2 separate regions of the Homo sapiens genome follow, and region 1 is linked to region 2. The links are chromatin loops, found by intact Hi-C in ENCODE. Cell type or tissue: endothelial cell of umbilical vein. All regions are shown on one strand. Each heading gives the region's core, and the rest is flanking DNA. Links, peaks and the distances in the headings are about the cores only.

What was found. Hi-C counts contacts between places; a loop is a spot of excess contacts. Peaks named below come from ENCODE experiments on the same cell type or tissue, not always from the same donor. Only the 100,000 strongest peaks of a DNase experiment are listed, where the experiment ranks them.
Region 1: a loop joins it to region 2, with 4 times the contacts of the local background. A loop is called at or near these places in 2 of 110 quality-filtered maps.

The regions. Positions count from the first base shown.
Region 1 is chr9:88,526,864-88,542,295 of GRCh38, forward strand. It overlaps NXNL2 (nucleoredoxin like 2), which reads left to right and starts at 8,315. Exons shown (of 2, transcript NM_001161625.2): 1 at 8,315-8,873. The coding sequence starts at 8,572. LOC105376134 (a long non-coding RNA gene) reads right to left here and starts at 7,677. Exons shown (of 2, transcript XR_007061653.1): 1 at 7,151-7,677; 2 at 1,097-1,901. RefSeq lists enhancers at 8,101-8,935, 8,936-9,769. In endothelial cell of umbilical vein, for the core only: no CTCF peak of the experiment used is centred there; DNase peaks (open chromatin) are centred at 7,918 and 8,038; H3K4me3 peaks cover 1,782 bases; H3K27me3 peaks cover 1,608 bases.
Region 2 is chr9:88,262,216-88,277,647 of GRCh38, forward strand. No RefSeq gene overlaps it. Among named protein-coding and RNA genes, the nearest start is that of SPIN1, 120 kb to the right of the region's middle. In endothelial cell of umbilical vein, for the core only: no CTCF peak of the experiment used is centred there; a DNase peak (open chromatin) is centred at 8,946; H3K27ac peaks cover 727 bases.

The DNA.
Region 1 (15,432 bases), core at 3,714-11,713, 260 kb after region 2:
GAAGAGGCAAGCAAGGACTTCCTAAGGTTTCAGAGGGAGCACGGCCCTGCACCACGCTGATGTCAGACTTCTGGCCTCTGGAACTATGAGATAGCCCATTTCTGTTGTTTGGAGCCACCCAGGTTGTCTTTGTTACAGCAGCCCTGAGGAACTAACCCAACCTCCATCCAGGAATGGATTGTATTTCCTGCTGCCAATGCTGGAGCAGGGTGGCTTCGTGGCCATGCAGCCCCTCAGAGGCACAGGGCCCTGCACTTGGGGTTTAGTGCTCTGTGATTGCTGTCTTGACATTCTTAATTATTTTATCAGGCTGGGCACGGTGGCTCATGCCTCTAATCCCAGCACTTTAGGAGGCCGAGGGGGGCGGATCACTTGAGGTCAGGAGTTTGAGACCAGCCTGGCCAGCATGGAGAAACCCCATCTCTACTAAAAATACAAAAAATTAGCCAGGTGTGGTGGTGGACACCTGTAGCCCCAGCTGTTTGGGAGGCTGAGGCAGGAGAATCACTTGAACCTGGAAGGTGGAAGTTGCAGTGAGCCAAGATTGCGCCACTGCACTCTAGCCTGGGTGACAGAGTGAGACTCTTGTCTCCAAAACAAAACAAAACAAAACAAAACAAAAAAAACTTTATTTTATCTTTGAATTTGTGTGGTGTAAGTGAGGCCTCATTGGACAGTGGAGCATACGTGAGCACTTGGAGCCTGCCTCATGTGTGCTCCCATCTGCTGCTGGTCCGCCACCTCTCCCAGGCACATTATTGACTGCTCGTCTCCCTCCCTTTGGTGTCCTGGGCCCCACATGGCCTCCCCATCCCCACCCTCACCCAGCAACCGCTGGTGCCCTCCATGGTCTGCGGGAACCTGAGTGTGTATGTGTGGAGGGGTGTGGGGTTGACATCAGATGCTTTTACTACACTACCCGTGGCATCTCAGGGTGGGCGTGGCCATGCAAGCAGCTGGTGGACTGTGTACCCACCAAGTCACTCGGCAGGGCCCCTGGGCAAGTGTGACAGTTGACACTCACCCTGTCCCAAGAAAGCATGATATTCAGTAGCAAATAAAAACACCATGATAGGTCAAAAGAGAGACCATGGAAGAAAGGGAAAAGCTTTCGTTTATTTTAGTTCCTTTGCTGGCCCATTCTTTTCCTGCTTTTTGAACAAGGGGCTCTGCATTTTTATTTTGCACTGGGCCTTTCAAATTTTGTGGCTGGCCCTGGTTGGGAGCTGCAAAGTGATGCTCCAACTTAGAAACGAGACACGGGATCCATCAGCTATGATACAAGATGAATTCCTGGTGGATTGGAACTCGGGCAAGCAGCCTCATGAAGAAACAAGGTATGCATGATGCTATTAGCAGGCAAGGGCCCTGGTCAGCTGAGACGGTCCTGCTTCCTCTGGATAGGGTATCCTGGCCACTGGAATATTTAAAACTAGGAAATTCAGAAAGTTATATTTGCACACTGGGATGTCTAATTTGTTTGTTATGCTGATCAGTGCAAAAAATCTTTTCCATAATTGTATTTGAATATTCATAAGTGTTGCTAGAAGAAAAAGTCAATTTCATGTCAAACCACCAAGGATCACATTTTCTTCACATGCTGCTCTTTTGCCAGGGAGAAGTGATTCAATGTATGTTGACAAAAAGCAGGACTGAGAAGAGCAGAACTGGTCCAAGAACTTATGAAATACCCACATTCAGGGAGACTTTCTCTAAGGAGAAACATCCCTCTTCAGAAGTCTGGGGAGCTTGCATACTGAGTAGAAAGGCAGAGCCGTACCTCCCTGGAGAGTCTCTGAAGACCTCATCTGCCCAGCCATCCAGCGTGAGCTCTGGAAACCTTCTGCCTTTTAGTCTATGTCAAGACTAGAAGCCAAGCAAGGTGTCACAGCCCTTCATAACTGTTAATGAGAAATAGAACTGAACACTATCCAAGGCAAAAAGACAGACTCTGTTGAGCACTACTGCAAAAGGAAAGCGCCGAGCACAATTCCCAACACAAGGACAAGTGGGGATTTACAGCCCAGGAACAGGGTGGAGGTGGGGGGTTGGCAGATGGAAAACAGAGGGGACCTTGACGGTAGGGGGGTATCTTGCTAAACTAACTTAACAGGACACCTGCTGCAGGCAGGCCAGGATGATTGGATACTAAAGGCAGAAGAGGACTTAACAGGATTCTTTGCTAAGACTGGCTCAGGCAGGCTGAGCACGGGGTCCAAGGATGAGGCCTAGCTGAAAAAAGTGCCGGAGGAGTCTGTCTGAAGTTGGTCAAGCAGTGAGTTATTATCGTGCTCTCGGGAGGAAATGCAGAAAGGACTACCCTTAAATCAGGGGCAGCGGGGAGGGGAGAGGGGCTCAGGGAGGGAGGGCAGGCCTGAGGGTGCCTTCACTGGGGTCTCTCCGGCCAGCATCTGGAGTGGGACTCACTGCCCAGTTTCCCTGTGGTTGTCCAAGGCAAGTAAAGCTGCTTACAGATGCCCACACTCATGTCACCTTTAGATGCCCTGGAAGGAAGTTTGGTATGAAAGTGGCTTTGCATATCCCAGCTAGGAAAGTAGGGGCCACCTAATCCTGTTTCCAGGACTGCATTTGTGAGTGTTCCTGTGTGTGTTGTGCAGAGAGAAACATGAAGGAGAACTTGGCTCCAGCAGCGGTGGGAGAATGCAGGGCTTCATGCTGCATCCTGTGGCACCTGCAGCCCACTCCCTCCCCAGGGAGAGGTCAGGGGGACAGCATTTGGAGGCAAATGACACAAGCTTTCTGCAATAGGAAGGGGTTTGGGAAAGTCCATTTGAAGACTGGCTGCCCCGGAAGAGTCAGCAATGACCCTTGAGAATGCCCTTTACTGAGTGAGCCAGGCTGAGCTGTTCTGGAGTCTCTGGTGCACGCATCTGACGAAGACCCCTCTTCCTTGCTGTCTACACACAGCCGCTCAGAGCAGGCAGTCCAAGGAGAATCTGGGATGGGGGTGGCTGACTCTGTTCCCCCATGATCACACCTCCCTGGAGGGCTTACTCGCTTCACCCAGGTCCCTGATGTAAACTAAATATAAAATCCTAACCCTCTACTCATTGAACAGACCCCCTGTTGGCCAAGAGGATCCCAGAAAAAAGTTAAAAACGAAATTCCTGGCCACAATGGGAAGGGAGGTTGGACTCATGCCTTGTTACATGCCCTCCCTTTTGGAGTTTAGGCAGAACTGACCAGCATAAATGTTAAAATACAGATCATAAGACTAACAAAACAGACTCTTTGTGACAATAAGGTAGCAAATGATAAATAGGACCTAAGTCCATGTCAGGCAAGGATTAAGTCACACACCCCATGGGTCACTCTGACCCAGTGGTTTGGTTAACAGACTTCCTTAACTGAAAACATTCCTTTCTGCTGATTCAAAATTTTTAGACAAAGTTTTACTCTTTTAACCAATTGCAAATTGAAGACTCTGGAGTGACCTATGACCAGGAAGCCCCCACTTTAACATATTCTGCCTTTCTGGGCCAAATCAATGTCTAATCTTCATGTATTGATTTATGACTTTTTCATAACTTCTGCTTCCCTGAAATGTGTAAAACAGAGTTGCGATCTAACTGCCCTGAGACCACTGACTCAAGGCTTTTTCAGTTTATGTCTTTCCCTGGGCTGTTGTCACTCATACTAGCTCAGAATAAACCTCTTTCAAATAGTTTACAGAGTTTGGTTTTTCCATTAACACTGAGTGGGCTGCTCTCCCCAGCAATGGAAATGCAGTGCCCCTTGTTCAACAAGCAGGAAAGGAAAGTGCCAGCAAAGGCACTAATATGCAAAAGCTTTTCTCTTTCTAGCATGGTCTTTTATTTGCCATTGAATGTCATACTTTCTTGGGCACAGGGTGAATGTCAACTTTCACCCTTGTCTGGGGGCCCTGCAGGCCACCAGCTATTCCTATGCCGTACCTACCCTGAGACCTTGTGGGGCAAAGGCATCGGACGTCAGTCTTCCCCCCACCACCTGGGCCCCCAGTGACCACAGAGGACACTAGCGGTTCCTGGGTGGAGGTGGAGATGGGGAGTCCAGGTGTGGCCCAGGACACCAAAAGGAGGAGAGGATTGAGCAGTCAAGAACCTATCTTGGGCTGGGCACAGTGGCTCACTCTTGTAATCCCAGCACTTTGAGAGGCCAAGGCAGGCGGATTACCTGAGGTCAGGAGTTCAAGTCCAGCCTGGCCAACATGGTGAAACCGTGTCTACTAAAAATACAAAAATTAGTTGGGCGTGGTGGCAGGTGTCTGTAATCCCACCTACTCGGGACGCTGAGGCAGGGAGAATTGCTTGAAGCCAGGAAGCGGAGGTTGCAGTGAGCTGAGATCACAGCACTGCACTCTAGCCTGGGTGACAGAGTGGGACTCAGTCTCAAAATAATAATAATAAGAAGAAGAACCTGTCTTGGGGAGGTAGGGAGGCAGTGGCAGGTGGGAGCACACATGAGCTAGGGTCCAAACACTCACATATGTGCCACTGTCCAAGACCTCTCATATACCACACAAATTCAAAGATAAATTAAGAATTTTGGCTGGGTGCGGTGGCTCACGCCTGTAATCCCAGCACTTTGGGAGGCTGAGGCGGGCGGATCACGAGGTCAGGAGTTAGGGACCAGCTTGGTCAATATGGTGAAACCCCGTCTCTACTAAAAATAAAAAAATTAGCCAGGCGTGGTGGCGTGCACCTGTAGTCCCAGCTACACGGGAGGCTGAGGCAGAAGAATCACTTGAACCTGGGAGGTGGAGGTTGCAGTGAGCTGAGATCACGCCATTGCACTCCAGCCTGGGCCACAGAGCGAGACTCCATCCAAAAAAAAAAAAAAAATCACCAGGCTGGGCAACAGAGGGAGACCCCATCTCTAAAAAATAATAATAATAATAATAAAAACAATTAGCCTTGCATAGTGGCATGTGGCTATAGTCCTAGCTACTCAGGAGGCTGAGGCGGGAGGATCCCTGGAGCCCAGGAGTTGGAAGCTGCAGTGAGCTATGATCCCACTACTGCACTCCAGCCTGGGTAAGAGAGTGAGATTCAGTTTCTAAACAAAAAACAAAACAACAAAGACTGCAACCGCAGAACACTGAGCCCCAAGTGAGTGCAGGGCCCTGTGCCTCTGAGGGTCTGCATGCCTAGGAAGCCGCCCTGCCCCCGACATCGGCAGCAGGAAGTGCGATCCATTCCTGGATGGAGGTTGGGTGAGTTCCCCAGGGCAGGCAGTATTAATGCGAATGACCGTTAATTTTCTCGGGAGGGTGGCACCGTCAACTAATTAGGAATGCTGTCTACTTTGGCTCATTGTGTGTTCAAGGATAAGATGACAAAACAAAATAGTCTGGATGATTTTGAGAGCTTAGCTGCATTTCATTCCTCTTACCTCTGAGTTTTAACGTAAGTCAGGGGCCTCCTCATGCAAGATTTATACTGCTCACAGTTCCTCTCAATTTTTTCCTCCGATTTGTCTATCCATTTTCCCCAGAGGACAGTGAATCGGGGCTCTTGACAGCCTGCTTCACCTAAGAGCGCCAATCAATCCTCCCGCAGGGTTTCCACTGAGCTTTGGCTGCTAAGTACATTTACGCAACCGAGCCGACGGGCTGTGCCTGCAGGCAACGGCGTCCGCCAATTTCCGTTCATTTAACGGCGAGACTGGGGGAGCCCGGGCCGGCAGGCGGGTCCTCAGGAAGCGCAAATTTCACCTTCCCTGACTCCTCTCACCGCTAGATTAAAACTGCGCCCCTCGGTGGCTCAAGCCTGTAATTCCAGCACTTTGGGAGGCAGAGGTGGGTAGATCACCTGAAGTCAGGAGTTTGAGACCAGCCTGGCTAACATGATGAAACCCCGTCTCTACTAAAAATACAAAAATTAGCTGGGCGTGGTGGCACGCGCCAGTAATCCCAGCTACTCAGGAGGCTGAGGCGGGAGAATTGCTTGAACCCGGGAGGCGGAGGTTGCAGTGAGCCGAGATCACGCCATTGCACTCCAGCCTGGGCAACAAGAGCGAGACTCCATCTCAACCAACCAACCAAACCAAACCAAAATAAAACAAAACAAAAACCTGCGCCCCTCCTCATGGCTCTTCTTTTGGCATAGCACCTGCAAAATATCTTCCTTATTTATTGTTTGTGCCCGTTAGAACATAAGCTCCAGGCAGGCACAGGAGCAGGACTCAGGGGTCGGTGAACGTGACGGGAGTCCAAAGTCAGTGGGGGATCCATCTTGTCTTAGGAGAGCAAAGACCTTCTCTCTGTCCTCCCCAGTTCCATAGCTGGCTCTATGAAATTAACTGCCAACGGGCAGATGAACGGGGGGAACGGGAATACACATTTATTAATCTTTAATATCACCTGCATGGGGGCATTGCAGGAAACTAGGTGAAAACCCCCCAAACCAGTGAGCTTTGAGAGCTTCTAAAATTGGGGAACTGGAAGCTGGTGTAGGCCACTTAGGGGAGAGTAACTGATTTTTAGGAAAGATGCATAAGTCTTTATGAGTTTGTGACAAAGTTTGTCTAGGTGTGGTGTGGACTTCTGCTGTGATAAGAGTCCATCCTCCCGGGAGGGAATTTACGACAATCAGTTTCTTTTGGAGGTTCCGTCTTTAGACAGGTAAGGGGAGAACGTCTCTCTGCATTTGCTATTTTTCAAGTGCCTCTCGCTCAAAATAATCAATATACCAAAGCGGCATATTTTAGGATGGCATATTTTGGTTTCATTCACTGTCTTTAAGTTTTTGATATTTTGTTCATTATAAACTTTTTTTGCATTCATTTTGACTTTTTAAGATATTGTATTAAAACATTATTTACCTTGACTACTGAGTTTTTTTGTCGCGCCCTTAAATTTTGCCCCTATGCGAGTGCCTCGCTCGCTTGCCTCCTTCTAGCCCGGGTCTGGCAGGGAGTTGAAATTATTTTTCTCACTGCTGAATTCCCAGGGCCTACAACAGTGCTCGCCAAAAAATTAATACTCTTGGTTCTTCAAATAAAACATTCTGTAAGGACTGCTCCCAATTTCTTCCTGAACTTCACGAACCCTCCCAGCCAGGCCACAGGATGTCAGGGGCAAACACCCTGAACCAACGGAGCTCAGGTTCCCTACCACCCCGCCCAAGCCCGCTCCAAGCCCAATTACCCTTCCCCTTCCTCGTCGTCCCATCCTCCCTGATGCCTCTTCCAGGGTGCTGGGCCGCGCGGCAAGAGCTCCAAGGCAAGATTCAAATGCCCTGGGGAGACGGCTGCGGGACACCTGCGGCGGGGCCCGGCAGGGAGCGCGAGACTGGAAGAGAGGCCAGGAGGGAAGGAGAGCGACGCGGGGTTTTGGGGGAGGGGCTGCGTGGGGCGCTGAAGGGGAGCGCGAGGAGTGGGAGGAAGTGAAGGAGGAGGAAGAGCACGGTGTGGGGGAAGCGCAGGAGGCAATAGGTGGGGCGGGACGGAGGGCAGGGCGCTGCGTCGGGAGAAAGTGTAGAAGCGCTGGGGAGAGTGCCCACGACGGGAGAGCCCAGGGGCGCGAGGGCGCGGGAGTGTGGGCGGGGCGCAGTGGGGATGGGGGCGGGGGCGCGGGATGTGGTAGGGGGCGTAGTGGGGAGAGAGTGCAGGAGTGTGGGCAGGGCGCAGTGTGGGGAGGGTGCGGGAGTGTGAGCGGGGCGCAGTGGAGGGAGTGCAGGATGTGGGCTGGACAACCAGTGGGAGAGGGCGCGGGAGGTGGGCGGGGCGCAGTCGGGATGGGGGCGGGGGCGCGGGATGTCGGCGGGCCGCAGTGAGGGGGAGGGCGCGGGAGTGTGGGCGGGGCGCAGTGGGGGAGGGAGCGGGAGTGTGCGCGGGGCGCAGTGAGGGGAAACTGTGGAATGTGGGCGAGGCGCAGTTGGAGAAGAGTGCGGGGATGTGGGCGGGGCGCAGTGAGGGGAAACTGTGGAATGTGGGCGAGGCGCAGTTGGAGGAGAGTGCGGGGATGTGGGCGGGGTGCGGTGGGGGAGGGTGCGGAGATGTGGGCGGGGCGCAGTGGGTGGAGAGTGTAGGGATGTGGGCCCAGCGCAGTGGGGGACAGTGTGGGGATGCGGGCGAGGCGCAGTGGGGGCGGGGGCGGGGATGTGGGCGGGGCGCAGTGGGTGGAGAGTGCGGGATGTGGGCGGGGCGCAGTGGGTGGAGAGTGCGGAATGTGGGCGGGGCGCAGTTGGGGAGCTTGCGGGGAATGTGGGCGGGGCGCAGTGGTGGGAGGGCGCAGGAGTGTGGGCGGGGCGCAGTTGGGGGAGGGTGCAGAGACCTGAGGGCTTGAGGTTGCCTGGCTGGCCCCGCTCCCAGAGGCGGGTGCCGCGCTGTCGCCCAGGTATCTGGGGTCTCTGGTGTCTGAGTGTCTCATTGTCGGCGCGAACACAATTGCTCCAGCCACAGGCGAGGCCTGGCCAAGGTGTGGGCGCATCTGGGGCAGGTCTTGAGAGGTCCAGCGCCCGGTGGTGCGGACAGAGGCGGGGCACCGCGGCGCTCGCCGCCGCCTCCCCGCAGGTGATCATCCTCCTGCAGGTGTCCTCGGGTCTCAGGTGGCTGCGTGTCTGCGCCATGGTTGACATTCTGGGCGAGCGGCACCTGGTGACCTGTAAGGGCGCGACGGTGGAGGCCGAGGCGGCGCTGCAGAACAAGGTGGTGGCACTGTACTTCGCGGCGGCCCGGTGCGCGCCGAGCCGCGACTTCACGCCGCTGCTCTGCGACTTCTATACGGCGCTGGTGGCCGAGGCGCGGCGGCCCGCGCCCTTCGAAGTGGTCTTCGTGTCAGCCGACGGCAGCTCCCAGGAGATGCTGGACTTCATGCGCGAGCTGCATGGCGCCTGGCTGGCGCTGCCCTTCCACGACCCCTACCGGCAGTGAGTGGGGGTCCTGGGGGGGCGGGGGCCGCCCGGCACGTCTCCCCCATGTTCCCCCAGGCCTCCCCCTCTGCACTGGGGAGCTCTTTATGACGCCCCCCCCCAACACCTCCCCGTCTCTCGGTTCACGTCCGGACTCCGGTAAATCACACTCAGTCTCAGTTTCAACCTCTCTTGGAGACCAGGGAGGGTGCAGACCAGATTCGAAAACCCAGGGCATCGGCACCCCAAGGGGGCTCGTGGAGCATGGACGCGGGCGCGTTTCTGCCTGGGGTCTGGAGCTCCGGGAATCTGCATTGCGAAGGAGCTCCCAGTGGTGGTGATGCTGTGAGTTCGCGGGCTCGGCTCCGGGAACCGCCGGCCCAATCAGCCCTGGACTCCCGGCGCCGCTGCGTCATCCTCCCAGTTAGTGGGCAGGAAGCACAGGGACATGACCCGGTGTCTGGATGCGGGGATGAGGGATGACCCGCGAGGACATCAGCTCTGTGACAGGCACCCACAGTGCAGGCCGTGGTTGGTTTGCTGGGAGGGAGGGACGGGGGCTTCAAGGCTGGCAGGAACCCAGGTGCTGGCCACCTTTGCGGTTTCATTTTTACCGACACTGATGGAATTTCATCACTAGAGAAGCATAAAACTCATTACTATAAACTTTATTACTCTAACTGTTGCAAAGGAGGGGGTAGGGATTGGCAGAGAGGGGATTACAGGGATTGATTGTTCTGCTTTTGGGGTGGGTCTCCTGTGGTCTCCTATGGTGTAAGAGTCCAGACTTAGGTTTAAAGCAGGCCTCGTCAAGTATGTTGTCCTGGCCACCCCCTTCTAGGTACCAATGTGAATTTCTGGGTTTTGCTTTACAGCCTCACATTTCTGGAGATTATCATTAAGTTGTGGCATTACCCCCTAAACTGATTATCATGAGATGACATTCCTTCTGGAAAATGAAAACTGGAAGCTAACTTTGGAAAGTTTTGTAGATGAGTAATTAATGGGAAGAAATCTAATTATTCCCCCAAACATGATTTTTGGTGATTCCCAGTGAAAGAGGAGGCCCAGGCAGGGCACCGCCCAGCCTTCCAGGGGGGTAACCTGCTTCTGGGAGCCTCACTCACACCGGGACTCTGAAAGTTCTATTGATAATGAATCTCCAAGATGGGTGGTTCACTTTGCAAAAGGATTTCTTACAGAATCAGTTCAAGTGGTGCTTTTAAAAACAGGATTGGACTTGTTTAGTACTCAAGTTATTTGTAAGCTTTTGAAAGAACGCAGGTTTGAAAGCGAGAGACGATGGCAGTATCATTATAGTAATTAGGCACAAAGCTCTGGCCCAGCTCTGGGATTTACTTGCCAGGTGATGGCAGGCAAGGTATTTTATTGCTGAGCATATGATACATCACGTGGTTGTTGTCAGGGTTGAGCTGATCACATATGAGCTCATGTGTCCGCTGGTTATGTCCCAGCTCTCTAGTCTATTGCCCCATTTTACAGATGTGCCATTGAGGCATAGAGTTCAGTTCTCCTGGCTCTGAGGACCCTCTTTCTGCCGTGCCCTACTTCCTCACTGAGGGGGTGGTGAGTCTTGGTCCCCAGCGGCACACAGATTGGACTGGGGAGGTCATCGCTTGGGGCCATGGAGACTGCTCGTCTGTTTCTGATGCTCTGGTCAAGCCTGTGAGCTCCAGCTGGAGGCAGTGAGCTGCGTGACGTGGGTCAGCTGTGTGCTCCTATCTTCTCAGCCTGGCTGGCCTGGGAGGGATTTTTCTTTTTGTAAACTTAGCTGTTTGTCCCTACCCCTTTCCACACTGAACTTCCTTAACTCTGTTGTTGTCATGTGTAAGCTAGGTAGTGGGATATTCTGTGGGAATTGTTGGAGCTACGCCCTAAATTCTGCTTATCCTACGTCTACAGGACCTTGGTGTTCCCATCTGATTGGCTCTTGGTTCAAAGACCAATCCGGTTTAGCCATGCCTTGCTCCAACTCTCCGGGGGTTTCCTGAGTTTCCATTGCCCACAGGACAGAGCCAGACATGGTTCAGTGCCTGGCATCCCCAGGGAGTGTGTTTGGTGAGTAGTTGAAGCAAGTGAGCAAAAGACAGTTCTGCAGAGAGATTTGCTTGGCCACAGCCTGCTCCTGGCTGAGATGACAGACTAGAGTCAGGAGTTGCCATGGCAACCCAGAAGTGTGGTTTATGCCAGCAACAAGGATGTGGCTGTGTTAGTTGAAGGCAGGGACCAACGCTGGTTGCAACAGTGCTGAGGACAAGGAGGAACTGGGCTCTTGGATTTTCCCCAAATGCTTAAAGTCCTAAGTTATTACCATGACAACATTCTCTCCTCCAAAAGCAAGTTCTTTTCTCTGTGGACACAGCTCAGGGCCCAGAGGGGATTGAGATGACATTAGGGAAAAAGTGAGGTTCTTTGCCTCTCATGTGCAGCTCCAAGGTTACATTTGTCCCCAGGCAGAGGCTGCCAGCATGGGGATTTGAGGGCTGGTACTGAGTGTCTCTTGGAATATCAGTGAAATGACCACCTCCACCCTCCTGATTCCTCAAAGCCCAGCCTGCTCTGCATCCCCCTGACTGTGTTAGAGCTTGATTTAATGTTGCAAGTGATTAAAACAGCAGCAATGAGAACAACTCAAAGAGCTTGAACAGTAAAGGTTATGGGCTGGCTTTAATGAGACACCCATCAGCCAGAAGATGGTGTCAAGGGCAAGCTGGAGGCCACGGAGGATGCAGCTTTGTGGCTCGCCTTCTGCCACGTCTGCCCCTTGCTCAGGCTGCAGGCAGTTGCTGCCTGGCAAATCCTGTGTCTCCTCACGGTGGCAGAATGGCTGCTGTGTCTCAGACTGCGCATTCCTGTACTTTCCTCTTTCCCAGCACACAGCCAGGTGCTGCACCACGCCTCATTGATTCTGATTTGGCTAGTTCCCCATTTCTGTACTATTAAGTGTAGCCAGGGGCCACCAGATAGATATGCTGACTGAGCAGTTGGCCCAGGTGGAATTGGAGGTGGGTCTTTCCCACACAGTAAGAACAGCTAGCATTTATCAAGTACTTATTATGTGCCAAGCCTCATTCTTCATTAAGCTGTTTATTTAATCCTCACAACAACTCCAGGAGGTGGATTCTGTTATTCCCGTGGTGTAGATGAGGAATCCGAGGTGCAGGAGGTTAACTAGCCTGCCCATGACACACAGCTAGTTCATGCCAGAAAATGAAGGAGACATGGTTTCCCAAGGAGGGTCACAGATGCTGAGCAGCAAACCACAGGCCTGTACTCCCCGTGCTGTCAGGGGCACCATGCCCAGCCTCCTCTCCGCTTGCTGTCTCCTACCTCCTCCCAGTTGGTGCAGGGGATGCAGAAAGCCCTGGAAGACTGCTGTGGGATTGGCCAACTTGAGCAAGCATAAACCACCAGATCTTGGGCACTGCCCCAGCGTCAGAGGTGGGGAGATTGCATTTCTGATGAGTTTCCAGGTGATGTTGGTGTTGCTGCTCCTGGGACCCCATATTGTTCCTGACAGTGCTGGTCAAAGGCTGGTGCATGGACCCATGTCAGTTGGGAATCTGTCAGGAGTGCAGATGCTGTCGGACCTGGGGGTGCTCAGGAATCTGTAGGTGAGATACTGCTGCTGCTGCTGCTGGCATCCCAACCCCTTCACGACCCACCAGCAGCCCTCCAAGGAGTCCTCATGGCCTTGGGGAAGAGGTTCCAGGTTCCTGAGATAACAGAGTCCCACCTGGTCTGGCCCCAGCCGGACCGTCTACTTTCCTTTCTGGAAGTGACGTGTGCGAGCCCTGCCCTGTCCCACTGCCCAAAGTACAGATGCTAAAATAACCCATTTGCCAAAACTGCTGGATAAAGAGCTTAAATCAGGCTGCTGGCCATTTTGCTGCAGTCTTTATGCAAAGAGTTACTTGGTTGTTTCTCGTTTCTTCACCTTTTTCTTTCTTTCTTTTTTATTTTCTGAGATGGAGTTTCGCTCTTGTTGCCCAGGCTAGAGTGCAATGGCGCAGGCTCAGCTCACTGCAACCTCTGCCTCCTGGGTTCAAGTGATTCTCCTGCCTCAGCCTCCCAAGTAGCTGGGATTACAGACACCCACCACCACACCCGGCTAATTTTCGTATTTTTAGTAGACACAGGGTTTCGCCATGTGAACAGGTCTCGAACTCCTGACCTCAGGTGATGCACCCATCTTGGCCTCCCAAATTGCTAGGATTACAGGCGTGAGCCACCGCACCTGGCCACACATTTTTGTTTTATGCCTTTGGGGAAAGCTAATTGCTTAGGCATTTTAAATTTTAGGTGTTGTGCGGCCGGGCGTGGTGGCTCACGCCTGTAATCCCAGCACTTTGGGAGGCCGAGGCGGGTGGATCACAAAGTCAGGAGATCGAAACCATCCTGGCTAACACGGTGAAACCCTGTCTCTACTAAAAATACAAAAAATTAGCCAGGCATGGTGGCGGGCGCCTGTGGTCCCCGCTACTCTGGAGGCTGAGGCAGGAGAATGGCGTGAACCTGGGAGGCGGAGGTTGCAGTGAGCCGAGATTGTACCACTGCACTCCAGTCTGGGCGAAAGAGCGAGACTCCATCTTAAAAAAAAAAAAAAAATAGGTGTTGTGCAGGATTCTTAAGATGCTAGAGAGGGACATCTCTGCCACATCTTTCATGCTGACTGCTGTGGTTCATTGACCTGTCCAGGCTCCATCTGGCCGAGTTCCACACGCGCCTCCCCTGTTGTGAGCACTCATGGCTGTTCGTGAAGGAGTTGGTGTCCCCTAAACCTGCAGTTTGACATGAATTCACATCTGCTCTGTGTTTGAGACATGACTTTCTCAGTTCTGCAAATACAGTTTTGGCTGAGTGGTCTCTGCTGTGTCTTTTTTTCACTGTGCATGATAGGTTTTAGAGAATAGTTTACATTTTTATTTTTTCCCACTTTTCCTTTCCCTCCCCAGGTGAGTCATTGGACACCACAGGGAGCAGGTCCGGACTGCCGGGGTGGGGGCTGTGTCCATTGGTTCTTTGGGGAATAGGCCTGTCCTGGCAGGGGTCATGCAGCCCCAGAAAGGCCACAGCCCTCCCAACAGTGTCCCCTCAAGGAGGTTCAGTCCACACTGGGCCTGTGTAATGACCAGGTTGGCCTCATTTTTGATATTCTTGTGCCTTCTCTCTTTTTCCTTGCTCAATCTCAGTAGATTTTTTTTTTTTTTTTTTTTTTTTTTTGGAGCTAGGGTCTTGCACCATCATCCAGGCTGGAGTGCAGTGGTGTGGTCACAGCTCCCTGCAACCTTGAACTCCTGGGTTCAAGCGATCCTCATGCCTCAGCCTCCCAAGTAGCTGAGCCTACAGGTGTGCACAGCCACACCTGGTTATTTTTTTTTATTTTGTGGAGATAGGGTCTTGTCATGTCACCCACCAGTGTCCCCTCAAGGAGGTTCAGTCCACACTGGGCCTGTGTAATGACCAGGCTGGCCTGATTTTTGATATTCTTCTGCATTCTCTCTTTTTCCTTGCTCAATCTCAGTAGACATTTTTTTTAGAGCTAGGGTCTTGCACCGTCATCCAGGCTGGAGTGCAGTGGTGTGATCACAGCTCCCTGCAACCTCAAACTCCTGGGTTCAAGCAATCCTCCTGCCTCAGCCTCCCAAGTAGCTGGGACTACAGGTGCGTGCAACCACACCTGGTTAATTTTTTTTTATTTTGTGGAGACAGGGTCTTGTCATGTCACCCAGGGATGTCTTGAACTCTTGGGCTCAAGTGATCCTCTCACCTTGACCTCCCAAAGTGCTGGGATTACAGGCGTGAGCCACTGTGCCCAGGCTCGGTAGAGATTTGTTTCACATTTTAGTGTTTCCTGAGAACCAGGTTGGGTTTTATTGGTCACCCCATGTTGGTTTTTGTTGGTTCATTTCCTATGTCAGTAATTTTTGTTCTCAATCTTATTCTGCCTTCTTTCTACTTTCTTTGTGTTTGTGCCATCCTTATTTTTCTAGCTTCTTGAATTAGATCCATAAGTCATCTATATACTAAAGTTTTGGATAAGCGTTTTTAAGGCTACAGCTTCCTAAGTGTGTTTAATTGTGTTTACAGCTTGGGATTTGTAGTATATTCCATATTGTTTTGTTTTAAATACTTTGTCATCTGCGTTACTATTTCCCATATAACATACAGTTAGTTTTAAAACTCATTCTTAAAAATGATTTCTTTTTGGCTGAGCACAGTGGCTCATGCCTGTAATCCCAGCACTTTGGGAGGCCGAGGTAGGCGGATCACGAGGTCAGGAGATCGAGACCATCCTGGCTAACATGGTGAAACCCCGTCTCTACTAAAAAAATACAAAAAAATTAGCCAGGCATGGTGGTGGGCGCCTGTAGTCCCAGCTACTCGGGAGGCTGAGGCAGGAGAATGGCATGAACCCAGGAGGCGGAGCTTGCAGTAAGCCGAGATTGCGTCACTGCACTCCAGCCTGGGCGACAGAGCAAGACTCCATCTCAAAAAACAAAAAAACAAAAAACAAAAAACAAACGAACGAACAAAAAAATATATATTTTTTTAT
Region 2 (15,432 bases), core at 4,937-12,936:
CTGGCACTTTGGGAGGCCGAGGCAGGCAGATCACTTGAGGTAAGGAGGTCAACACAAGCCTGGCCAACATGGAGAAACCCCGTCTCTACTAAAAATACAAAAATTAGCAGGGCATGGTGGCAGGTGCCTGTAATCTCAGCTACTTGGGAGGCTGAGGCAGGAGAATCGCTTGAACCTGGTAGGTGGAGGTTGTGATGAGCCGATATCGTGCCATTGCACTCCAGCCTAGGGGACAAGAGCGAAACTCTGTCTCAAAAAGAAAAAGAATATTATTCTTTATGTTATGTCTCAAAAAGAAAAAGAATATTATTCTTTATGTTACCAAAACATCAGAGGTTCAGCCTAGGTCCTGCTGCTCTCAGCACAGAAAGCCAATGACTGAGATGATGAGTATTACCAAGAAAAAAGCTTGAACCAGGTGCTGCTGCCAAGGCAATGGGAGTTCAGTCTCAGATCCATCTCCCTGACCAACTCATATTAGGGGTTTATATAGCAGGGGAAAAGGTAACAATGTCTGAGAAAACAGGAACTTGGGAGGGGTAAGGAAATAATCATGATAAATAAGACAGTCTCATTGTCTGGATGTGGCGATCTGGTGAGTTTCAGTTCTTTGATACTTTTAGAGAGGCCTGGGGGTCTTTTCCTGAGGAAGGAACTCAGATAAAACAAAGTAAGTTTCAAGCTTTAAGACCAGGGTCGGTTTCTATGTTTATCCAAAGACTGTCTATGGGACAATTGGATTGGTTTCATTTACAAAATGAGCTAACTGAAACAGTGTGGAACAGTATTTCTCTCTCTCTCTCTCTCTCTCTCTCTCTCTTTTTTGAGACAGCATCTTATGCTATTGCCCAGGCTGGAGTGCAGTGGCTCAATCATGGGTCACCTCAGCCTCAACCTCCCAGGCTCAAGTGATCCTCCCACCTCAGCCTCCCGAGTAGCTGGGATTACAGACGTGCACCACCACACCCAGCTAAATTTTTTAAAAAATTTTGGAGAGACAGAGTCTCACTATGTTGCTCAGGCTGGTCTCAAACTCCTGGGCCCAAGTGATCCTCCCACTTTGGCCTCCCAAAGTGCTGGGATTACAGATGTGAGCCCCCTACTGGGCCCAGTATCTTTATGTACTTCTTTGCCCCCTTCTTTTTGGGGTACTTTAAATTTGTATTATTTTGTTTTCAAGGGGAGTTGCAATTTTTTCCATATTTTCTGGGAAATTTTACAAATTATGGTTCTATTTCTGTTCATTGTTTTTCCTGTTTATCCCTTCCTTCACCACAAAAGGAAAGATTTAAAAACTTTTTCTATCAAAAGCACTATTTAAATCATGTGAGAATCTCTAATTTCATCCTTCTATGAAACAGAATGAATGCTTCTGTGTTTTATCCCTCTATTACATGAGAAAGCACACGGAGAACTGGGAGCTGACAGCCCTAACTAGAGTGAAGGAGTCCTGGGAATTGCCCTTTGGAATCACAGAACATCAGAGCTAGAGGGGGGACCTAATCCACAGGAACAGTCCCACTCTTAGGGGAGATTATCAAAGTGGGGGCGCATCCCCAGGATGTATGGCCAGGTCCACGTCACAGTGCTACCTCTAAGTAAGACTTTCCCAGCCACAGTGGAACTGCATCCAGCACACACTTCACCTATGAAAATGGGACTATAAACCGGGTGCAGTGGCTCACGCCTGTAATCCCAGCCCTTTGGGAGGCCGAGGCAGGTGGATCACAAGGTCAAAGGTCAGGAGATCAAGACCATCCTGGCTAACATGGGGAAACCCCGTCTCTACTAAAAATACAAAAAATTAGCCGGGTGTGGTGGCGAGCGCCTGTAGTCCCAGTTACTCGGGAGGCTGAGGCAGGAGAATCGCTTCAACCTGGGAGGCAGAGGTTGCAGTGAGCCGAGATCGCGCCACTGCACTCCAGCCTGGGCACAGAGTGAGACGCTTGTCAAAGAGGGGAGGGGAGGGGAGCGGAGGGGAGGGGAAGGGAGTGGAGGGGAGGGGAGGGGAGGGGGACTATAATTAGCCAGGCATGGTGGCACACATGCCTATAGTCCCAGTTACTCAGGAGGCTGAAGTTGGAGTATTGCTTGAGCCCAGGGAGTCTGAGGCTGCAATGGGCTGAGGTTGCTCCACTGCACTGCAGTTTGGGTGACAGAGTGAGACCCTGTCTCAGAAAACAAAAAGAAAAAAAAAGAAAATATGACACATGAGTTGAAGATAAAATGAAAACAATGGATAGAGGAATGCCTTTCCTTATTATTCCTTACTTTTGTGCTGCAGGGAGCCTGTCTTGGTGATGGAAACCTGATACAGGGGTTTGCAGTAGTAATTTTTTCCACATATTTCCTAATTGCAAGTTCACTGTCAACACAGATCTGTAAGATGCAACTCTGCTGCATATTCACCTGTCTATTCTTCAAGATGAAATTGGAATTATTTTGTCAATTTCTTTTTAAAAAGTCTCCCAGTGACCCTCTACAGACATCATGATTGAAAACATGGCTCCATAGTGGGGTTCTGCGGCCATGGGCAGGTTTCTAAACCTCGGTTTTTCATCTACAGATTGGGAACACCAAGGGTGCCCACCTCGTGGACAATCCACCATTAAGACCTGCTACAATTACTTAGATACTAACTTCCAGTAGGGCTTCCCTGGCCCCATGGTCCCCAGGGGCTCTAAGACCCTTTGTCCCAAAGCAGCCCAATACACTTTACTTCCACCAAAACTGGACAACCAGGGGTCCAATTCCATCAGCCCCGGCATTCCTGGAAAACAACCTTACAGACCAACTCAGGCTCCTGCTGCAGCCCCATGCTCTGTGCCCTCCCTGACTCTTGGGGCAGCTGTAAAGCTGGGATCTGCAGCTGCACCCTGGCCTCTCAGGAGCCACCATGTAGCAGGGCTAACACTGCCCACAGCAGCGGCACCTCAAGATCAAGCCAAGAAATACTGTCATTTAGAAGTGCTTTTGCTTTGAGCCACTATGGTGAAGCCCACAGGTGGCTCATTTCTTTTCCCTGATGTCCAGGCCCTCAGTTGGGAGGACTTTAAAAAAACAAAAAGAGGCCGGGCACAGTGGCTCACGCCTGTAATCCCAGCACTTTGGGAGGCCGAGGCAGGTGGATCACGAGGTCAGGAGATTGAGACCATCCTGGCTAACATGGTGAAACCCCGTCTCTACTAACAATACAAAAAATTAGCCAGGTGTGGTGGCGGGTACCTGTAGTCCCAGCTATTCAGGAGGCTGAGGCAGGAGAATGGCGTGAACCCGGGAGGCGGAGCTTGCAGTGAGCCGAGATCAGGCCAGGCCACTGCACCCCAGCCTGGGCGACAGAACGAAACTCCATCTCAAAAAAAAAAAAAAAAAAAAAACAGAGGCAGGATTGAAGGCTTCTCCACTCACAGGCCTGCTGCTCAAAGGCTGGGCTCTGGTGGGACTGTCAGCTACAGCACCAACAGGTGGCTTCTCACAGTGGGCAGCTGAATCTCAAGAAAGAGTGAGTGCACTGAGAAAACCAGGAGAAAACTGCATGGGGTATTTCTGGCCTTGCCTCTGAAGTCAGTCACCATTAGTACTCCCATACTCTGTGGGTTATAAGAGTCTCAATGGCTGGTCTGACATGGTCACACACAGAAGAGTTGGGAGGAGAGACGTTGATTCTGTGAACATCTCTGGAAAATACAATCTTCCACAATCCCCATCTCGGAATAATAGTAATAATAACCTGTATATATATATTCTTTTTTTTTTTTTTGAGACAGAGTCTCGCTCTGTCGTCCAGGCTGGAATGCCCTGGTGTAATCTCGGCTCACTGCAACCTCTGCCTCCCAGGTTCAAGCAATTCTCCTGCCTCAGCTTCCCGAGTAGCTGGGACTACAGGCATGCACCACCATGCCCAGTTAATTTTTGTATTTTTAGTAGAGACAGGGTCTTACCATGTTGGCCAGGATGGTCCCGATTGCTTGACCTCGTGATCCACCCGCCTCAGCCTCCCAAAGTGTTGGGATTACAGGCATGAGCCACCACCCCTGTTTTTAAATATCATCTGCCAACAGTGGTAATTTAGTCTCTTCCTGACCAAGTTTCACATCTTCCATTTTACTTCCTGTTTAACTGCATTTGCTTCCAGGACGATATTAAATAAAGAAGTGATGTGGAGTTTACATTCTTGTTCTTGACTTTTCTTGTTTCTAGAGTCTTAGCATTAAGCAGGACACTGGTTTCTGACCAGAGATATCAGTAGTGAGAGACTGAAAATGCAAATAGACAATGGGCAGATTATGTATAAAAAAAGATCTTTCTCACAACCTGCAGCCTAGTTCAGGAGGCCAACCTGCTGTCTACAGCAACCAGCCCAGGAAGCCAGCCTGCTGTAAGTCAGACTTGAAGGAAGTCAGGCCACTATCCAACAAGCTGTCCAGGAAGCCAAACAAGAACCCCTGTAATAGCAAGCCCCAAATTGCCAGGACGTGTTTAACAGCTGACAGTGACTCAGCTATCCCACTCCTGGATATTTATCCAAAGTATTTGAAATCAGCATGTTGAAGAGTTATCTGCACTCTTGTGTTCGTTGCAGCACTATTCACAATAGTCAAGATATGGAATCAAACTAAGGGTCCATCGATGGCTGAATAGATAAGAAAAAATGCGGTATATACACAGTGGAATACTATTCACTTTTTTTTTTTTTTTGAGACGGAGTCTTGCTCTGTCGCCCAGGCTGGAGTGCAATGGCGCAGTCTCTGCTCACTGCAAGCTCCATCTCCCAGGTTCATGCCATTCTCCTGCCTCAGCCTCCCGAGTAACTGGGACTACAGGCGCCCGCCACCACACCCGGCTAATTTTTTTGTATTTTTAGTAGAGACAGGGTTTCACCATGTTAGCCAGGATGGTTTCGATCTCCTGACCTCGTGATCCGCCCGTCTCAGCCTCCCAAAGTGCTGGGATTACAGGCGTGAGCCACCGCGCCTGGCCACCATTCACCTTTAAACAAGGAAGAAATGGTTATTTGTGACAACAGCCATGAAACTGAAGAACATTTATGCTGAGTGAAATAAGCCAAACACAGAAAAACAAACACCGCATATTCTCACTTCTGTGTAGAGTCTGATACAATTGAACTCATAGAATCAGAGAGGAGAATGGTGGTTACGGGGGCAGAGGGTGGGGGAAATGGGAGATAATGATCAATGGTACAAAGTCTCAGTCAGATAGAACAAGTCTGATTTTTTTTTTGAGATCTATTGCACAACATGGTAAATAGAACTAATAATTGAGTGCTATCGAGCTAATAATTGCTAAGAGAGGAAATCTCAAATGTTCTCATCACCACAAATGTCAAATATTTGAGGTGATGAATAGATTTAATTGGCTTGATTTAATTATTTCACGTTGTATTCAAAAGTCATAACATCACTTTTTACCTATAAATGTATATAACTGTAATTTGTAAATATATAATTTAAAAATTAAAAATAAGTAAATAAAAATTTTTAAAAACCGTCACCTCTCCTAATTTTTGCCCCTGCTTTCAACTTAAGACCAACCAGAGAAAGACAAACCTTAATCAATTTCATAGGTCGCCCCCTTCTAATCGATCACCCCAGCGTCCCCAGGCTAGCAGCCTTCCTCAGGGCCCACCCAGGCCTTTCCTTTTCCCACCATGAAGCTTCCCCACTCCTCAGCCAGCCAAGGAGGCCCTGGAAACACCAGCGATGGTGCTGACTCTCCAACTGCAGCAAGCTGTAATAAACAACCTTTGCTTGTACTCATTTGGGTGATTTAATTTATTTCCACAATAAGTAAACATTTCATCATGCTAAGGAAATATCTATACGCTATTTGGATTTTGTTGATTTTAAAAATCAGGACAATATTAAAGAGGTAATGTTGAGGTTATGAATTATAACTTTTACTACATGTCTTTTTCAGCAACTGTGATGGCGACTATACACATTTTCCCTTTGCTTGCTAATATGGTGAAAGGTAAAAGAGAGACATTGTTGTTGTTGTTTTTTTTATTATTTTGAGACAGGGTCTTGATTTGTCACCCAGGCTGCAGTGCAGTGGTGCCATCTTGGCTCACTGCAACCTCCTCTTCCTGGGCTCAAGCGATTCTCCCACCTCAGCATCCTGAGTAGCTGGGAGTACAGAAATGCGCCACCACACCCTCCTAGTTTTTGTATCTTTTATAGAGATAGGATTTTTGCCATGTTGCCCAGGATGGCAACATGAGTAGTGCTCAAGCGATCCATCTGCCTCGGCCTCCCAAAGCTCTGAGATTACAGGTGTAAGTCACCACACCCAGGATGTTTATTTTAAAAGAATTTTTTTTTTTGTCTTTCAACCTAGGTATCATGTTACACATTATTTTTGTTTGTTTTATGAATTATATTCATTTTGGCTGATGTTTTCTGACAGCTTATTGAAAGTATATCAGAAAACTACTGATTTTTAAAAATATGTATGACTGATTGAACTCTCATTTTAAGTGATTTGCTATTGATTTTTGTTTCCAATTTTAGGTAGATCACCCTATGATCTTCAGATTATTATAATTTTGTTTTTACTTTCCATCTTACTTCTGTTTCAGAACATATTAAAGTGGTCATGGTTAAAGACCCTGAAACCAACCCAATAATCCCTTAGACAGTTTTTTTTTTAATAAACATAGAAATTGGCCCTCTGGTCTTTAAGCTTGAAACTTACATTTGTTTTATCTGAGTTCCTTCCTCAGGAAAGGACCCCAGGCCTCTCAAAAAATATCAAAGGACTGAAACTCACCAGATCATCTGATCCAGATAATGAGATGCCAGACCTCTCATTCATCATGATGGCTTCCTTGCCCCTCCCTAGTTCCCATTCTCCCACACATAGTTACATTTCTTCCCTGCTATATAAATTCCTAATTTTAGTTGGTCAGGGAGATGGATTTGAGACTGAGCTCCTGTCTCCTTGGCTGCAGGACCTGATTAAAGCCTTCTTCCCTGCACTACTCATGTCTCAGTGATTGGTTTTCTGTGCAGCAAGTAGCAGGACCTAGACCAAACTCTCTGGTGTTTTGGTAACAGTCCCTGTGTTGTCCCTGATTATAAGAGGCATACATTGACTGTTTCATCATTAGGAATGGTGATGGTGTGTTGCAGTGACCAGGGTTGCCTGGACAAAGAGCTGACTGGGAATGGAGGATCCTCTTCTCCTAGCTTGGCTTCCCGCGGACTGCAGACCCCTTGCCTTTTTTCCCCGGGAAGAAGGGTTACCTTCCACTTCTGGGAGCTTCCAGCAATCCTTGGTGTCCCTTAGCTTATGGCAACCTAACTTCATGCCCTGCCTTCACCTTCATGTGGCAGTCTCTGCTCTGTGTGTCTGTGTCCAAGTTTCCCTCCTATAAGGACGGCAGTCATTGGGTTAGGGACTACCCTAGTCCAAGAGGACCTCATCGTACCTTGATTACATCTGCAAAGACCCTGTTTCCAAATAAAGTCATATTCACAGGTTGAGTGGGTGTGAATTTGGGGGAAAACTTTTCAACCCAATAAATACACACATTCACCAAAAAAAAAAACAAATTTTTTTTTTTTTTTTTTTTTTTTGAGACGGAGTCTCGCTCCGTAGCCCAGGCTGGAGTGCAGTGGCGCGATCTCGGCTCACTGTAAGCTCTGCCTCCCGGGTTCACGCCATTCTCCTGCCTCAGCCTCCCCAGTAGCTGGGACTACAGGCGCCCGCCACTACACCCGGCTAATTTTTTTGTGTTTTTAGTAGAGAAGGGGTTTCACCGTGTTAGCCAGGATGGTCTGGATCTCCTGACCTCGTGATCCGCCCGCCTCGGTCTCACAAAGTGCTGGGATTACCGGCGTGAGCCACCGCGCCCCGCCTTTTTTTTTTTTTTTTTTTTTTGAGACAGGGTCTTGCTTTGTCACCCAGGCTGGAGTGCAGTGGTGAGATCATGGCTCACTGTAGCTTTGACCTCCTGGACTTAAGCAATCCTCCCATCTCAGCCCCGCCGAGTAGCCGGGACTATAGGTGCATACCACTACGCTCAGCTAATTTTTGTATTTTTTTGTAGAGACGGGTTTTCGCCATGTTGCCCAGGCTGGTCTCAAACTCCTTAGCTCAAACAATCTACCCGCCTTGTCCTCCCAAAGTGCTGGGATTATAGGTGTGAGCCACCGTGCATGGCCTAATGAAGAAATATTCAAAACCCAACACACATGTCATCTCAGCATAATTATTAATAACGCCCCTTTCACTCTCAAAAGTGTTCCAGTTTGGATGATAAATGGTGTGGCCCCTGACTGATAGAAACTCATACTGTTGGACAGTATCCAATTCTCCTCTACTTCTTCCTGTCGTTTGGAAGTTATGCATGGTCATGTGACTGGTTTTAGCCAATGGAATGTGACAAGGAGTGGCCTTTGTGATGCCACCTTTAATTGCCAGTGCTCAGCTCTTCAGTCCTCTCTATATTATCAAATCAAATCCAGCATGAACCAAAATAATGATATATCATAACCAAGTAGAGCGTATCCCAAGAATGCAAGGATATCTTAACATTAATAAATCTATTTAATGCAGGCAGGGCACAGTGGCTCATACCTGTAATCCCAGCACTTTGGAAGGCCAAGGCAGGCAAATCACTTAAGGTCAGGAGTTCGAGAGCAGCCTGACCAACATGGTGAAACCCCATCTCCACTAAAAATACAAAAATCAGCTGAGCATGGTGACGCACAGCTGTAATCCCAGTTACTCAGGAGGCCGAGGTGGAGGTTGCAGTGAGCTGAGATCGTGCCGTTGCATACTCCAGCCTAGGTGACAGAGTGAGACTCTGTCTCAAAAAAAAAAAAAAAAAAAAGCATGTATCACCACATGTACATTACACACACCCTAGGAATTCAAATATTGGCAGAGTTAGACACATAAAACAATGGAATGAAACAAAAATTCCTGGAGCAATTACATTAGAAACTTAGATCTCTATCTCACTTTGTGCAAGTGCACATTCCTCACGGAGTAAAGGCACAAACATGAAAAGTGCTTTAAAAGCATAAGAGCACGTTTTACAAAACTGGGGTACAAAAGACCTTCTTAAGCAAGATTAAGCACAGAAATGATAGAAGTATGATAATTACACAGAAATTTAAAACTTCCATACAACAAAAGATTTCAAACAAAGTATAAAAATGAGAGAATCAGGTATATGCACTGTGTCTATACAGGGTTTATATTCAGAGTCTACGTTTACTTTAACTCTGATTAATCAATCTTTTTTTTTTTTTTTTTCTTGAGACAGAGTCTCCCTCTGTCGCCCAGGCTGGAGTGCAGTGGCGCCATCTCGGCTCACTGCAAGCTCCACCTCCTGGGTTCATGCCATTCTCCTGCCTCAGCCTCCCGAGTAGCTGGAACTACAGGTGCCCGCTACCACGCCCGGCTAATTTTTTTGTATTTTTAGTAGAGACAGGGTTTCACCGTGTTAGCTAGGATGGTTTCGATCTCCTGACATCATGATCCACCAGCCTCGGCCTCCCAAAGTGCTGGGATTATAGGCGTAAGCCACTGGGCCCGGCCGAATCAATTTTTTATATTAGCCCCCCAAAAAAAAAAAGAAAACAGACAAAGGGTCTGGGCACATATGAATGGCCTACAAATGTATAAAACAATTTTCACGCCTGGTATAGTGGCTTACACCTGTAACCCCTGCACCTTGGGAGGCTGAGGGTAGGAGGATTACTTGAGGTCGGGAATTCAGGACCAGCCTGGGCAACACAGTGAGGCTCCATCTCTACAAAAAAAACTAGCTGGGCATGATGATGTGTGCCTGCAGTCCTAGCTACTTGGGAGGCTGAGGCAGGAGAATGGCCTGAGCCCAGGAGTTCAAAGCTGCAGTGAGCTGTGATGGTGCTGGTGCACTACAGCCTGGGTGACAGAGTGAGACCCTGTCTCAAAAATAAATTAATTTAAAAAATGTGTTTTCACGTTTATTAACGATCATGGGAATTGGTTAAAATACCTACGATGACATGTTATCTTTCTCAAACTGACGTTCTCTGTATGATAACGCACTGTAGAAAAGAGAATAAATTGGTACGGCCTTTTTTGAAAGGCACTTTGGCAAGCATTTCCTACTCTTTTTAAGGTGCACACTGGGAGTAGAATGCATTATTGCATGCTATATATATTTTTATATTCTATATATAATTCTCTATATAATATATATTATATACATAATTCTCTATATAATATAGAATATATTCTAAATTAGAATGCATTATTTACCCCTACTTTGCTGTAAGAGGAGTTCCCACACCAGTCCACAGTCATGAGAGTTCCAGGACCTTCCCTTAAGGCAAGAGTCCCCCCTATATTGCAAGACCTAAAATTTCAAAGTGCCGCCATGACATCTTTTAGCCTCACAGGCCCCAAAGGCTTAATTGTGAGTTCCCCTGCTCTCACCAGAAGCGCCCCCCACCCAGTGGAAAAGGCTCCCCACCCAGTGGAAAAGGCTCCCCACCCAGCTAGTTCCAGAGCAGCTGAACCCCACCTGGTCCTCAACCTAACAGATTTCACTTTACTGCCAGCTTGCAGAATTATTTTCAAAAACCCAGCACATCCTCCAGCAGGAACCAGACACCAACCCCGCCTGTCACTACAAACCTCCTCCCACAGCCCTGTTGGTTCACTGTATTCCTGAGGGCAGTCTCTGTGTGGCCTGCATGGCACAGAGTGTGGTGTCCTTGGTGTGGCTGGCACAGCATGGAGATGGTGTCTCAGTGTGGCCTGCACAGCATGGAGTGTGGTGTCTTGGTGTGGCCTGCACAGCATAGAGTATGGTGTCCTCTGCTCCCAGGCTATGAGTATTTGTGACCAAGAAGCTGCTGCAGTTCTCATGTGGCCGATGTCTGCACTGTGTGTGTCTCACCCTTTTTAGGGTGGAGGATCTCTCCTTCACCAGCAGGGTGACCAGGAGGCCGTCGGAACACTGCCAGGCCCATGGACATTAGGCTGGGCCATGCGACACCCATCACGTCCAAGCAGCAGCATTAAGGGGTAGATTCGTTCCCAGGGGAGACCCAAATGCCCTCCTTTTTCCTGGTTCACTGTAGGGAAGAGGGAGTTTTTTGTTTTTTGTTTTTTGTTTCAGAGTCTTGCTCTGACACCCAGGCTGAAGTACAGTGGTGCAATCTCAGCTCACTGCAACCTCCGCCTCCCAGGTTCAAGCAATTCTCTGCCTCAGCCTCCTGAGTAGCTGGGATTGTAGGCCCCACTAATTTTTTTTTTTTTTTTTTTTTTTGTATTTTTAGTAGAGAAGGGGTTTCACCATCTTGGCTAGGCTGGTCTTGAACTCCTGACCTCGTGATCCACCCGCCTTGGCCTCCCAAAGTGCTGGGATTACAGGCGTGAGCCACTGCGCCTGGCCAAGAGGGAGATCTTTCTGATACACCTTCACGTAGAGTATTTCTTCCTAGCAGTTACGTCTATTTAAACTCATCATTTTACAATGTATTGGCTGATCTGCGCTCCGTCCCCCACCATGACAGAGGCTCCCTTTTGCCTCGTCCTTCTTAGTCTCCTCAGCTCCTAGGACCATGCGTGGGGTGTCCCAACTCTCCAAAAATATTTTCTGAGTAAATGAAATGAAGGTTTTATGCCCTTTGGGAAAATGAAATCAAATTCTTGCTCAGAAAAAAAGGACCACTAAGGAGAAAATGTGGGCTGTTCTGAGAATTTCAATTTTATCTAAGGGTTAGTCAACAATGGGTAATGAAGCCACTCTTTGTATTAGGAGACTATAAAGTTATAATTGTTGTGGAGATGGGTGGGGATGGAGGGAGGCTGGAATCTTGTGAAGCCACATGTCGCCTGTGTTAACCAGATCTCAAGGAACAGGAGCAGATGGAATTCTATATGGGCATGATGGCATCTGCCACTTTTCCAAGAAAAGGTCAGGGCTGCATGCCCCTTCTGCCCACAGAGTATCCTCCAGCATAAGGGATATGAATCAAGAGGCCTAGAGTTCCCCCAGTATTTAAATTCCCCAAAATGGCATGCGCATTGTTCTGGGGAGTGTCTCTATAGCTTTCATCAGAATCTCAAAAGGGCCTAAGACCAAAAGAAGGCTAAGAAGCATGGGTCTAACTGCTTATTGCAGAGGTAGAATAATTCAGTAAAGGAGGCCAGCCCTCTATGTGATTGGATTTTTCTTTCTATATTTTCCCTGGAGCTAATTCATAGATGGCTCCAACTCTCATTAGGACGTTTGTCCTCTGTAGTCAAGAGGGTGGGGAATAGTACAGGGGCATACAAAATGCCAACTTCCTCCCTTGTCCTAAGAGTCCACCACCCTGCCTCACTCACAGCTAACGAACCCCCTTATACTCCAGCCAAGGAAAGCACCCCCTCTTCCTCCAACGTGACACACACATCCTGTCAAGACCCCTCCCTCCCCAGCTCTGGGTCCTCTCACTTAGAGGAAGACTTCCCACCCTCATCATTACCCCATTACCTCCCTCTCCTGGGGACCCCTGTCGCTCTTTGGCATACTAACCTATTCTAGCAACTCCCATCACTTAGAAACAACTGTCCTGACCCCACACCCACATCATTTCATGATAAAACTTATTTAGCATCTGTCTACTCTTACATCTTCACTACCCTAGAGGAGGAAAAATTCCTTTTCCTGCCACTTTCCTAGGATTTTCAGCTGGGGCCTTGCAAATTAGACTGACAAAAGACAGATCAACCAGAGAAAAACAAACAGAAGTTTATTAACTGTGCACTGTGCAGACACACCAAACTCAAAGATGAGTAACCAAAAGGGACAGTTATGTAGCTTTTTTTTTTTTGAGACGGAGTCTCATTCCTTCACCAGGCTGGAGTGCAGTGGCGCGATCTCAGCTCACTGCAACCTCCGCCTCCCAGATTCAAGCAATTCTTCTGCCTCAGCCTCCCGAGTAGCTGGGACTACAGGCACGCACCACCACACCCAGCTGATGTTTGTATTTTTAGTAGAGATGGGGTTTCACCTTGTTGGCCAGGATGGTCTCAATCTCTTGACCTCGTGATCCACCTGACTTGGCCTCTCAAAGTGCTGGGATTACAGCCCTGAGCCACTGCGCCTGGCCAGTTATGTAGCATCTTAACAAAGAACAGTACACTAGCAGAGAAGTGACAAGGCCAAGGCCAAGGACTGAGTTTTCAAGGAGTGGCAAATTGCGGAAAGGCAAATATATGGGGAGACCACTGGGACGATACGGGTGGTTAGCAAGGTTTGTTATGTGGGTTCCTCCGGTGCTGTCTCTAGGCTGCCAAGAGTCTGAAGTTGTCTCCTGTGATTAACAATGAACTTCTCTCCTTCCGGGTTGAGAAGGGAGGAGGGCACCTTTACCAATTTCTGTCCTTCTTTTAGGCAAATGGGGGAGGAAACGGAGATCTTCTGTCTGCTGTTTCTCAGCTGCCTTCGGTTCAAAATAGTCCTTACGACAAAGTGGCATATTTTAGGGTGGCGTATTCTGCCACCCCTAACTTCTCTAACAAACTCTTCAATTAGGCTTCCAGCTCAACCACTCCACTGAAACCACTCCTCTCCTCGGCCTGCCTGTGGCAAATCTAGTGAATGCCTCAGCCTCCTTATCCCACTGAACCGAGAGGACCTTCCCCATGCTTTGAAACCTTCTGGTCATAATTGACTCCTCTCTCTTCTCCCCTCCCGGCTTTCCTGCCTCCCTGGACAGCCAAATTCTCCACTCTGCTGCTAGGCATCGCTCCACCAGAGCCCTATTGGTCGGCAGGTGGAATGAGGAGCCTGTTTGATGACAGCATTTAAGCCCCCCTTCCCTCTTCCCCTCTGCCCCACATCTGGACAAGCTACTGTGGGGACCCACTAGGAACCCCAGAGTTGGAATGAAGACTATTTTATGCTGAAGACATTTGAGATTCAACAGATGCAGAAAGAAGCTGGAGCACCCCTTAACTGACTAATATTAAGCGGAAACTTTTTAAAACCAAGGCTGCCGTAAATTCCCCTTAGGGCAGTTTCTACTCACAGGAAGAAGATGGGGAGTAGCCCTATCATAAATCCCCTCTTCGGGGAAGTTTCATGGACCTGAGGTAGATGGGAAAGACCACTCACACCTGCATAAACAAACATTATTAGAAACTTTCTTTTTTCCTCTTTGTTCTCCTAAAAACCCTTTTGTCTTTCCTAAAGAAACCTACTTGCTCTTCCCAATTCCCATAGAAACCTTTCTCTCCACTCCTTTTTCCCTTCTAAGTTAGGTTTATAAGCCACTAACTTTAATTTAGCAAGCTAGCTACTTCTTTTGTTTGCTAACATATGCATACAAATAAACCTTTTTTTTCCTGTTAGTCTTTCTTTTGTCAGCTTAATTCACAGGCCTCAGGGACTGCACTTAAGAGGATAGAGGAAGTCTCCCCTCCACACACACACTGACAAGAAATTCTCAGTGTTCCCTCCTTTGGTCCCAGCAGGAGAGTCAATCACACAAGCCCTTGCCTGTGTATGGAAACCCTAACTCAATTCACCCTGACCACAGTAAAACCCCAAGCCAGGACCCTTTCCTGGCTCTCTCGAGTCATTTTGGACCTGCTTGGGAGGCCTGCCCCACTCACCCAGAGTTGGCCATCATCTGAGTAATAAGCCTTTTCTTTCATACCCTCTTCTATGTGTGGCACCACCAGCCTCAACATCAGGACTCAGCATTCACGGGGTTCCCTTCACTTTTGCAGGGGCCATAACAGCCCATTGAAATCTCCTCTAGTTGTACTCCCTCCTTTGCTAATTTCATCCAGTCCTGTGACTTTACAACTTTTCTTGCAGAAGAAAATTATTACATCTGGATTATCATAGTACATGTAGATAATCTTAAAGTACATAGATTCTTATATTTTGTGTATAGATTGTTATACTAGATTAGATCTGCTATACACTATGGACTTTATTTATTTATTATTTATTTTTTGTTTTTTTGAGAGGGAGTCTTTCTGTCACCCAGGCTGGAGTGCAGTGGTGCAACCTCAGCTCACTGAAACCTCTGCCTTCCGGGTTCAAGCAATTCTTCTGTCTCAGCCTCCCGAGTAGATGGGATTGTAAGTGTGCGCCACCACGCCTGGCTAATTTCTGTATTTTTAATAGAGATGGGTTTTCCACCATGTTAGCCAGGCTGGTCTCTAACTCCTGACCTCAAGTGATCTGCCCACCTCGGCCTCCGAAAGTGCTGGGATTACATGCCTGGCCTACACTATGGACTTTAAATAACACCTACCTGCTCCCAAATTCAAAATCAACCCAGAATCCTCCCCCAACCTCCAAACCCAAGTTTCTATTCCTTACTCACTATTTCAATACCTGAGTCATCTCAAAGTTTAAACTAAAACAATTCTTCACTTGCCCTCTGCTTCAATCCCAGTAAA